Regions from separate parts of the Homo sapiens genome. Here region 2 is linked to region 1. Evidence: read pairs that join two places in POLR2A ChIA-PET (ENCODE). Cell type or tissue: HepG2. All regions are shown on one strand. Links, peaks and the distances in the headings refer to the core of each region. The heading gives the core; the rest is flanking DNA.

Region 1 (5,379 bases), core at 224-5,223:
TTTTATTGGATAATTTTTTTTAATGTGTCAATGATTTGAAGCTCATGGATAATTTGAAATTACTTATGATACTTTGGCTTTATAAAATATTTTCTTCTAAAGCTTCAAGGTTCCATATTTAATTTTATGCTTGCTTTCATACTTTATGGGGCAGAGGGAAAGAACTGCTATGCACAATCTTCATTACACATGAAGAAACATTTATTTGATAGCTTGTTCAATGTCTTAACAGTTAACAGGCAAGAGAATCTAGATTTTCCGAATCCCAGTCCAGAGCTATTCCTACTGGTGCATATTGCCTTTAAACAGATCACTCCACTCCTCCTTTACCTGAAATATTCAAGTATTTCATGTAACTGTTATTGTTGATCATGCTTTTTGTTTTTCTTTTCTCTCTCCTCCTACCCCGGACAAATTAACCCTAGTTATAAAATTTGTCTTGTTTGGAGGTACGTAATCTACAGGCTGACAGAGGAATGAAAATGTGAAGGTTATGAGCTAGAAACATTCTATCCCTAAAGAACAAGGTCCTTCCTATGAACAAGGCCAGGGTTGACATCAGAATGCAACTTTATTGGACTTTTCAAAAACAACGAATGTGCATTTTGTTCCCGAATTTAACACCTACTCATTCACGTTTTTTGTTGGTTTCAGATGGGTTGAAACAGTTTAACAAATCTGGAATTAAGAGAAAGTGAAGATGATTCCATTCAACTATAGGTGACTATTTACAGCTCAGGGAAATATCACACAATCTGGGAAATGTAAACGTAATCCTTGCAGTAAGTGAGGCGAGTTATCTATAGACCAAGAGGCCTCCCTGGGACTCTGCTATCTCATAGACCCAACCCATCTCTCTAAGGGAGGCAACATTTACGTGTCACTTGTCCTAGGCTCTCGTTGCATTTAATACAAGTTGAGCATCCATAATCTGAAAAGTCCAGAATCTGAAATGCTCCCAAATCTGAAACTTTGAACATCCACATGATGCCACAGGTGGAAAATTCCATACCTGACCTTCTGTGACCGGTTGCAGTCAAAACTTTGTTTCACGCACAAAATTATTTGAAGTTTTATAGGCGCCTGCCGCCACGCCTGGCTAATTTTTGTATTTTTAGTAGTGATGGGATTTCACCATGTTGGCCAGGCTGGTCTGGAACTCCTGACCTCAAGTGATCTGCCCCCCTCAGCCTCCCAAAGTGCTGGGATTACAGGTGTGAGCCACCGCTCCCGGCCTATTTAAAGTATTGTATAAAAGTAACTTCAGGCTATGTGTGTAAGGTGTATAGGAAACAAATGCATTTCACATTTAAACTTAGGTTCCATCCCCAAGAAATCTCATTATGTATATGCAAATATTCTAAAATCCAAAATAATCAGAAATCTGAAAGTGTTTTGGTCCCAAACTTTAAGATGAGGGGTACTTAACCTGTATAAGAATTTGTGATTTGCACGTCTCTGTTGCTGGAGTCAAGGCAATTTGTAGTGAAGGACTGAGCCTTATCATACTTGTACATTAGTGCCTACCATATAGTGGGGCTTAATGAGTATCTGTTGAACGAATAATCTTTTCATATGTAGACGCTGGTTCTGGGAGGGCAAAATTAAGTCCCTATTCTTGAAGAGTTACCAGTCAATACATCTTCCAGAGAGAACCAACTTCCTGTTGTTAAACCCTTCAATGCCTAGTTCTAAGTCACTGACAATTACTCAGCTAGAGACCCACTCAACCTCTCCTCTCCTCTCAAATTCCATTTCTGGAAGCTGTTACATGGCCCTTCCCTCAGCATTCTCAATACACCTTCTATCTAGGGACACTTGATGTTTTCTTCTTTTGGAAATCATGCTACTGTATGCGTTTTTTACTTTTTGAACTGTCTTCCCATCTGCTATCCCAAGGCCTCCCTCACCCCAGATAAAAGATTCAAGGTTTCTAAGCAGGAAAAAAAGTTTGCGAAAATGCTGTGGTTTCTTAAGAGAGAACACTTAAAATTTGCAACAAAGGAAATGTGGAATCCTGTAAGATGTAAAACCCTCACCACCTGTCAAGGACTACTAATTTCCTCCTCCTGCTTCTGACTTGAAAAACACGAGCTAAATCTGTCTGCCTAACGCACAAAACCAGATGTCCACTCTTCATCTCACATAATTGACATCTGCGTCTTTTATCTACGTAAACAAACTTGTCATTGAAAAAGTCCTTGGCTTTGAAGTCGCCGGATGGCGTAAATAACACTGACACTCAAATCCCCCGTCTGATTTCAGATTGGGTCGATTTCACGCAGGTTCTATAGAATTTGCCAAGACTGCTGGCCTGTTTTCTACCCTGATTCCTTAGGTGGCTTCTGGGACAGAATTACGGTTCTCTAAGTATTTGCTTGCAGGTGGGTTTACTGAAACGGTCGCCACTATACGAAGTTCGTTCTTCCCGTGTAACTAACGAGAGCCCATACCAACGTGCAACGCAGCCGTGCACACTGCCGCAGCGGTCGCTGCGATCACGACCTTTCAAACCGCCCCGCAGCCCTCGCAAAGAGGCTCGTGGCGCCCGCCTTCCGGTGCCTCAGTCCCTGCCAGTAGCCACCCGACGCCGTCCGGCTGTTCCTCGTTCGCCCTCTCCCTCCGCCTAGCCCGCTTCTACCCGGACGGCTCCCGGCGCAGGCTGCAGCTGTTCCGTCAGCTGCCGCTCCTCCTCCCAGACGCAGAGCGCCGCTCTGCCCCGCCCCCCGCGCAGGCTGCCGTCCCTACATCCGGGTACCGACTCCAGCCGCCTAGACGCTGGCACTATGGTCATGGCGGAGGGGACGGCAGTGCTGAGGCGGAACAGGCCGGGCACCAAGGCGCAGGTACCATGTCTGCACTTTTCTTGTCGGGCAACTAGGTGCCGAGCAGTGCTGCGCCCGGAAGCTGGCCGCCACTGCGGGGAGGTTGGGCCGAGGCGGCAGGCGGGCGGGCTGGGGCACTGGTGCCCGGCCTGCTCTTCCGGAGCTGCAGCCCCTCAATTTGGCTGAGGCGGTGGCGGCCGCCGTGAGGCCTGCGGAGCTCCGACCCAGGGGTAGGCGTGAGGGGCGGGTGGGGTCTGCTGGTGGTACCTGCCTGCCGAAGCCCTGGGCTGCGAGCCTGTCAGCAGCAACGGCTTCTTCTCGCCTTGCCCCTGAGCCCCAGCTGACTAGCATTGGAGGGGCGCGACCAGCCTGGTGGAGACCCCCGGGGTTTCCTGAAGGTCGGGGCCGCTGAGGTGGGAGGGGGTGTAAACACAGCCTACCTCGACCCGGCGTCCAGTTCCTACCTGGCCTGGGAAGTACCTACCCGTTTCCTGCCATCCAGCTTGTCTAGCCGGATCCGGGTGCCGATATTCTCCTCCTTGTTTCCCTTTGACCACCTCTCCCTGCCGCTTTCCCTGGAGCTGTTCTCTGGTCCAGCAAGTTTTCATCACTAAGTTGTGACTTGTTAGATGTCATTCCTTGCTAATATGCGTGAAGCATAGTCAGAGAATGAACTGATTATAATTTTGTCAGCTTTTTTGTAGGGCATTATGTGTGGTAAATTGGTGCTTGATTAGGCATTGTTTCTTAGGGTTTGGAAAAGATGGGATGCCTCACATTAAAAATAAATAAATAAAATTGGCATCCAGACTTGAACTGATTAATTGCTAGCCGAAATGGCTTGCTATAGACTAGATGCTCTGAAATCGGAAGAGATGTGTTTATAAAATGTTAAAAAGTGATGCAAATGAAAATTGAAACAAAACAATCGTGGAGCTATGATTGTATGTCTGAGAATAGATTTTAATTTCTTATACAGAATTATGGAAAGAACACCTTTCGAAGGGGGCATACAGGTATTGATTACCTCCCCAGATTCATGTTACAGATAAGGAAACTGAAGCCCAAGAGAATTAAGTGGATTTGCCCAAGGATACATAGTCTCCTGATTCTTAATTCACTGGTGACCTGTTCTCTTTAACAAGCTGCTTCTAGTGCTGAATTTCAGAGAAAATTTTAAAGTCTTATTTTGGAGTCACATTAAGCTGTCAGTTATTCCTACTGACAGTTTTGTTTTCATACTACTGGAAATTTATCCGTTACATATGCTTGCTTTTTACCGTTTCCACACTTTTCTTCCTCATGCTCTTTTCTCAGATACCTTTACATCTTATTCTGTGGAAACATTGTTTCTGATTACATTTTTATGTTCAGAAGTAGACTTTTCTGTTCATATTCTGAGAGTCATCTCATTTATTCATAAGTTCTTAATTTTGAAAGGTTAGAAAATAAAATATTTAATATCGTAACATACTTGCTATGTTGCTGTAAGTCACATAGAAGAAAACTTATTGTCTTTTTTTTTCACATTGTCATGGATCAAGGTTGTTAGATAAAATATAACAGAAAAAGGATAAAAAATGAAAAAGACTGCTTACGCCGTAGTTTGTCCTATCTTGTTTATCACATGAATTTCGTTTAGTGAAATGGATCTGTTCTAAAATGATATATTTAGAACCGTATCTCCTTCCCTATTGGGTCAAAAGAAAAAAAATTAAAAACTATAATAGAGGGCTGGGTGCGGTGGCTCACGCCTGTAATCCCAGCACTTTGGGAGGTGGAGGCAGGCGGATCATCTGAGTTCAGGAGTTCAAGACCAGCCTGGCCAACACGGTGAAACCCCGTCTCTACTAAAAATACAAAAAATTAGCTGGGCGTGGTGGCGGGCGCCTGTAATCCCAGCCACTCGGTAGGCTGAGGCAGGAGAATCGCTTGAACCCGGGAGGCGGAGGTTGCAGTGAGCCGGAATCGCGCCATTGCACTCCAGCCTGGGTAACAAGAGCAAAACTCGGTCTCAAACAAACAAACAAAAAACTATAGGAGAGTAGGTGGAGTATCTTCCTACATTAAAAAAAAAGTTGGTTAGACTGGAATATAGGCACATAGTTGGTTTTCTTTTTTCTTTTTCTTTCTTTCTTTCTTTTTTTTGTTTTTTTCTTGAGACAGAGTTTCTCTCTTGTTGCCCCCAAGCTGGAGTGCAATGGTGCGATCTCGGCTCACTGCAACCTCCACCTCCCGAGTTCAAGCGATTCTTCTGCCTCAGCCTCCCGAGTAGCTGGGATTACAGGCGCGTGCCACCACGCCCAGCTAATTTTTTGCAGAAACTGGGTTTCACCATGTTAACCAGGCTGGTCTCGAACTCCTGACCTCAGGTGATCTGCCCGCCTGGGCCTCCCAAAATGGTGGGATTACAGGCGTGAGCCATTGCACCTGGAGGTTTTTTTTTTTTGTGTGTGAGGCAGAGTCTCGTTCTGTCGCCCAGGCTAGAGTGCAGTGGCACGATCGCAGCTCACTGCAGTCGCTGCCTCCCAAGTTCAAGTGATTCTCCTGCCTC
Region 2 (5,379 bases), core at 115-5,114, 98 kb after region 1:
CAGGTTTTGGTATCAGGATGATGCTGGCCTCAAAAATGAGTTAGGGGGGAGTCCCTCTTTTTCTGTTGATTGAGATAATTTCAGAAGGAATGGTACCAGCTCCTCTTTGTACCTCTGGTAGAATTTGGCTGTGAATCCGTCTGGTCCTGGACTTTTTTTGGTTGGTACGCTATTAATTATTGCCTCAATTTCAGAACCTGTTAGTGGTCTAGTCAGAGATTCAACTTCTTCCTGGTTTAGTCTTGGGAGGGTGTATGTGTCCAGGAAGTCATCCCTTTCTTCTAGATTTTCTAGTTTATTTGCATAGAGGCGTTTATAGTATTCTCTGATAGTAGTTTGTATTTCTGTGGGATCGGTAGTGATATCCCCTTTATCATTTTTATTGCGTCTATTTGATTCTTCTCTCTTTTCTTCTTTATTAGTCTGGCTAGTGGTCTATGTATTTTGTTGGTCTTTTCAAAAAACCAGCTCCTGGATTCATTGACTTTTTGAAGGGTTTTTTGTGTCTCTATCTCCTTCATTTCTGCTCTGATCTTAGTTATTTCCTGTCTTCTGCTAGCTTTTGAATGTGTTTGCTCTTGCTTCTTTAGTTCTTTTAATTGTGATGTTAGAGTGCCAATTTTAGATCATTCCTGCTTTCTCTTGTGGGCATTTAGTGCTATAAATTTCCCTCTACACATTGCTTTAAATGTGTCCCATATATTCCGGTATGTTGTGTCTTTGTTCTCATTGGTTTCAAAGAACATCTTTATTTCTGCCTTCGTTTTGTTATTCACCCAACAGTCAATAAGGAGCAGGGTGTTCAGTTTCCATGTAGTTGTGCAGTTTTGAGTGAGTTTCTTAATCCTGAGTTCTAATTTGATTGCACTGTGGTCTGAGAGACAGTTTGTTGTGATTTCTGTTCTTTTACATTTGCTGAGGAGTGCTTTACTTCCAAACATGTGTTCAATTTTAGAATAAGTGTGATGTGCTGAGAAGAATGTATATTCTGTAGATTTGGGGTGGAGAGTTCTGTAGGTGTCTATTAGGTTCACTTGAGGATGAGGTTTTTTAATGTTCTTGGTATAGTACAACTTGATTCAGCTGGACCAAAAGTCCCCTGCCTTTAAATTCTGCCTTCTGGATATAAATGAGTGCATGTCTTTCTTCTATCCTGTGTTCTAAAGTTCTCTCTCTCTCACCCCCTCCCTTACCCTCACTTTCTCTCTCTCAGTGTAAGGTTAGAATTCAGTGTTTCTGAAAGTGCATAAAAATTGCTTTGGGATTCCTGTTACAATGCACATTCCTGCCCACACTCCAGAATTGGAGAGGGGAGCCATGCTGCTGTTTTGAGGTAGCCAAACAGAGGGAACTTTAGCTCCTCCTTCTCCTTTATTTTGGTGGTTTAACAATATTAGCTGCTAACTCAGCTGGTTTGGTCCTCCACCAAATTTGCTCTGAAGAGTTACTGTCAACTTTCACCTTGAACTCTTGAAGGAAAAAGGATTGAGCCCATTGGTATTATTAATAGTGATAACAATTAAGAAGGGATTCTGGCATGTTTTCAGGACCAACAACAATAACTCTGGAATAATGTGGTGATATAAGATTACAGCATCATGACGTTTCCATGGTAATGCAGCTTTAAACCCTAGTGGTGTGATATTGCCTAGGGTAATTGAAGCAACAACTTTAACCTAGGGACGTACTGTATGTATGTAATCCAATAACAGGATATATTTGAGTGAGGGAAAAACAGCTTATATATAGGCCATTCAAGTATGGCTTAGGTGACAGAAGAGTAGGGAGAATGTTGAAATTACTTAAGACTCTGTTGTTGCATATAAGACAAACACATGTAAGGAAGAATGTTTTCACTGACAGTAATTTTAAGTTATGTTTTCGACATGTGGGCCGCAAAAAGAAGATGATGATAGACATTCTTTTTTCTGGGTGTGAGAATATGTGTAAGAAGATATCTTAATAATGTCATTATGTATTTCTGTTGCTTTTATTATCTTGTCATCTTCAGTGCTGATTTTGTATATAGTGAACTAGAGTATTTACATTTTCTGAAACATCCTGATTTAGGACAGGCCAAGCTACCATCCCTGAACATTGGTTTCAACTTATCAGAAATTTTGGTTCTGCTAAGGATTGCGTCCCAAAACATTAGCCCTAATTCATTAGCTTAATATGCCCAGGCCCTGTATAGGTACTTTGCGTGTATTATCTTAGTCATAGTGATAATCCACTAAAGTTGATATTATTGTCCAATTTTTCAGATAAGGAAATTTATCTTAAAAAGGTTAGATGACTTGCCCAAATCATACAGCTAAACAATGATGAAGCTATAATTAAAACAAGATCTGCTTAGCTCCAAAGCCTGGGCAGCTCATAACCATTCCTCTAGTGTCAGAGACTAAAAACTTCGGGCTCTATCCTCTATTTTGACCAAGGTCAACTGTATATAACACTTTTCTTTATTTGTAAAGATGACATCATTGACCATGATTACTATCGTTGTGTGTACTGAAGCAGCTAAGAACAGCATGTGACTTGTCACAGGGACAGTATATTTGCACAAGAATAAAAAGGCAGAGAATAAACAAGATTTACCAACAATCCTTGTTACCAAATGACCTTCATCCTATATTTCCTGTGTTGCAGGCACTTGGCAGGACTCAAATTACAAAATGCAAAGGAACAAAATAAACACCAATATTGCACAATGCTCCTTGGCATACAAAAGAAGAGTAGACATTGAGAGTTGTAGTGAGCCTTGTTGCATAATGGCAATTAATGTTAAAATTACATTTTTCTGCTATCTTCTATACAGAGTTAGTAGCATCTTCCTAAATGGAAATCTGCTAAATAGTGATGATGCTGCCCTCTAATCTCTTTAGTATTTGATGATCCCATCCAACTTTGACAGTTTAAAATGTCTCTTCTTTTTAATATTCCTACAGAACCTATAGACTAAGACACCTCATCTAGCCCTTGATTAGTTACTGTATTATATTACACAATACATAAGCTTGATCTGCCCTGACCAGAATGTAAGTCCCTTGTTTTGTACATATGAAACGTAAGCTTAACCAGCTCACAAGATCCTTCAGGGCCAGAAACCATGTACAGCTTCCACATATTTTTATTTATTGATTGACTTTTTGCCTTTTAAATTTGATTTTTAAAATTTAAAATTCAGAATGGCGTGGCAGAGATAAGAGAAGGAGCATCTGAATGCTGAGAAGAGTTTGGCTGGAGATGGTTGGAGAGGAGATCGGCTGCTGGACGGTCAAACTCCGGAAGATGATCATCTTCCCACTGCATCCCACCTCTACCCTCAATAAAACCTGCACAATCACTGTCCTCAATTCCCTGTGCAACTTGGTTCTTCCTGGACGCTGGACAAGGACCTAGGTACTGAGAGGACACTGAGCTGGTTAACACTTAAGCCCTCTGCAGATGGCAAAACTAAAAGATCACTGTAACACATGCCTACTTGGGCTTTGGGAGTCACAGGCACCCACCCCTAGACGCTACCATGGGGCCGGAGCCCCACAGCACTCACCCCAGCTCCTGCACCTGCCCATCTGTGTGCTTCCCCTCCTGTAAGTGGTTTGAGCATGCAGAGGGTGAACAAACAAGCCACACCCCTGTCACACATCCTGCAAGGTTGAGGGCGGGGGTGTCATGGAATTCTCCTGTTTTGTGAAGACTGAATCTTGAGAATTATTACTATTCTGTTATTTGACAGATATGTCACAGAGTACAAAAGGCTGGGAAATCATGCTTCAAGGAGTCATCACTCAATTTGAGAACAGTTACTATAGAGCTCTGGGAAGAAAAGTAGATTAATTGCTTTGCTTACTTCAAACATTCCTTTTTTGTTCTTTAAACTTGAGTTTCTTTACTTTATATCCACCTTAATTCCTTTCCCTACCCGAAGAAGGTGTGGCTTTTCAGATAAAGCCATGCCAATCAAAGGTTTTTAAATGTTGTGGGGTACTGGGATACTGGACAGGGCTAAGTTGCTAAACCGGGAAGGCCAGAAAAGGTGAGTGAAGTGGGTTAGACTAAGGAAGGGGAAGTTGCTTTCCTTAGTCACACCTGCAAATCACTCAGAATGTTGAACCATAATTGACTCTGCTAAAAGGGAAGGCCTAGTTGGTACTGTGCTGTCCTCTGCAGGTAGTCACCTGCCCAGGCAGGACAGCCTTAGCAGTCAGTCATTTCCTGGATGCCAAAGCGGGCAGAGGACACATCTCTGGGTCCCAGGAATAGCAAAGCATTTTACATAATGACTTACTTGGTCTCTGTTTCCCTCTCTCAAAAAAGTAAGATTCAATTTTTCCTTTCCAGGAAAGTTAGTAAAAGGAGAAAAGGAAAAGGAAAGTTAGTACTTACAAAATATTGGCATTTGGTTCTAATGTAGGCATTTATTTTAATGGAAACAGCTACCAAGTCCATGTGCCAAGGGGAACTAACTCACCACACTGGAGGGGAGGTGGCAGAAGCGCTCCTCCATCCTGCTCACTCTGGAACCCTACTGTGTCCTAAACCTGGCTGTGGGCTGGGGTGAGAACAGTTTTGGATATGTGCTGCAGAGCCTAACAGCTTATACATCTATAATGCCAAGGACTATATTTACTAACCTCTAAGGTCCATAAAATCAAATTCGAAGCTCAGTGTAATGTTTTCTGTAGGCATTAAACAAATATTTGTTGAATTGAACTATCTAACAGATGAAGTTATATATTAGAATTAAATGATAGTATGTAAGGATACTTTTGCCTTACCTGTCATGTCTCAATACAGGTGTGGGCAACACGCTTGTCAGAAGCCATCCGAATTCAGCCAGAGTGTGCAGCAGAGGGCCATAATCTGTTTTGATTTCACATCCCTGCATGAATAAGTATAAGAGCTCATAGTCTAATGGCAAAGACAACCAACTACACAATTACAACAAAGGGTGATGCGTGTTAGGATGAGGGGAGTTCACTTTCATCCGCTGCAGCCTTCCTGGGCTTCATGTTCTGCTCTGCTTCCTTCTGATAATTGAACCAAGTTAGAAACACTAGTAATGGAGAGAGGTTTCCATCCCGTTGTCTGAAGTTTGGGCCTTCCTTTGGTCTTGTTAGGGCAGTGGTTCTCGAAATTTAATACATGGGGTTGGGGAGCTGGGAATCTGCATTTTATTTTATTTTATTTTATTTTATTTTATTTTATTTTAAAGAGAGGGTCTCATTCCTACATCCAGGCTAGGGTGCAGTGGCACAGTCATAACTCACTTTAACCTCAATCTCCTGGGCTCAAACTATTCTCCTGCCTCTGCCGCCTGAGTAACTGGGACTACAGGTGCATGACACTATGCCTGGTTAATTTTAAAATTTTTTG

The links. Peaks named below come from ENCODE experiments on the same cell type or tissue, not always from the same donor. Only the 100,000 strongest peaks of a DNase experiment are listed, where the experiment ranks them.
Region 2: POLR2A ChIA-PET joins it to region 1 with 14 read pairs; 6 of 35 experiments call an interaction of 5 or more read pairs at or near these places.

Annotation. Positions count from the first base shown.
Region 1 is chr2:197,513,301-197,518,679 of GRCh38, forward strand. All of the region lies in intron 2 of HSPE1-MOB4 (HSPE1-MOB4 readthrough), which reads left to right. MOB4 (MOB family member 4, phocein) reads left to right here and starts at 2,766. Exons shown (of 8, transcript NM_015387.5): 1 at 2,766-2,846. The coding sequence starts at 2,787. RefSeq lists a silencer at 2,605-2,824. In HepG2, for the core only: a CTCF peak has its summit at 2,681; DNase peaks (open chromatin) are centred at 2,201, 2,661 and 3,361; H3K4me3 peaks cover 2,713 bases.
Region 2 is chr2:197,611,095-197,616,473 of GRCh38, forward strand. RFTN2 (raftlin family member 2) reads right to left here. Exons shown (of 9, transcript NM_144629.3): 7 at 4,782-4,885. Among named protein-coding and RNA genes, the nearest start is that of RFTN2, 62 kb to the right of the region's middle. In HepG2, for the core only: a CTCF peak has its summit at 4,171 (motif pointing left); DNase peaks (open chromatin) are centred at 2,587 and 4,167; H3K27me3 peaks cover 2,890 bases.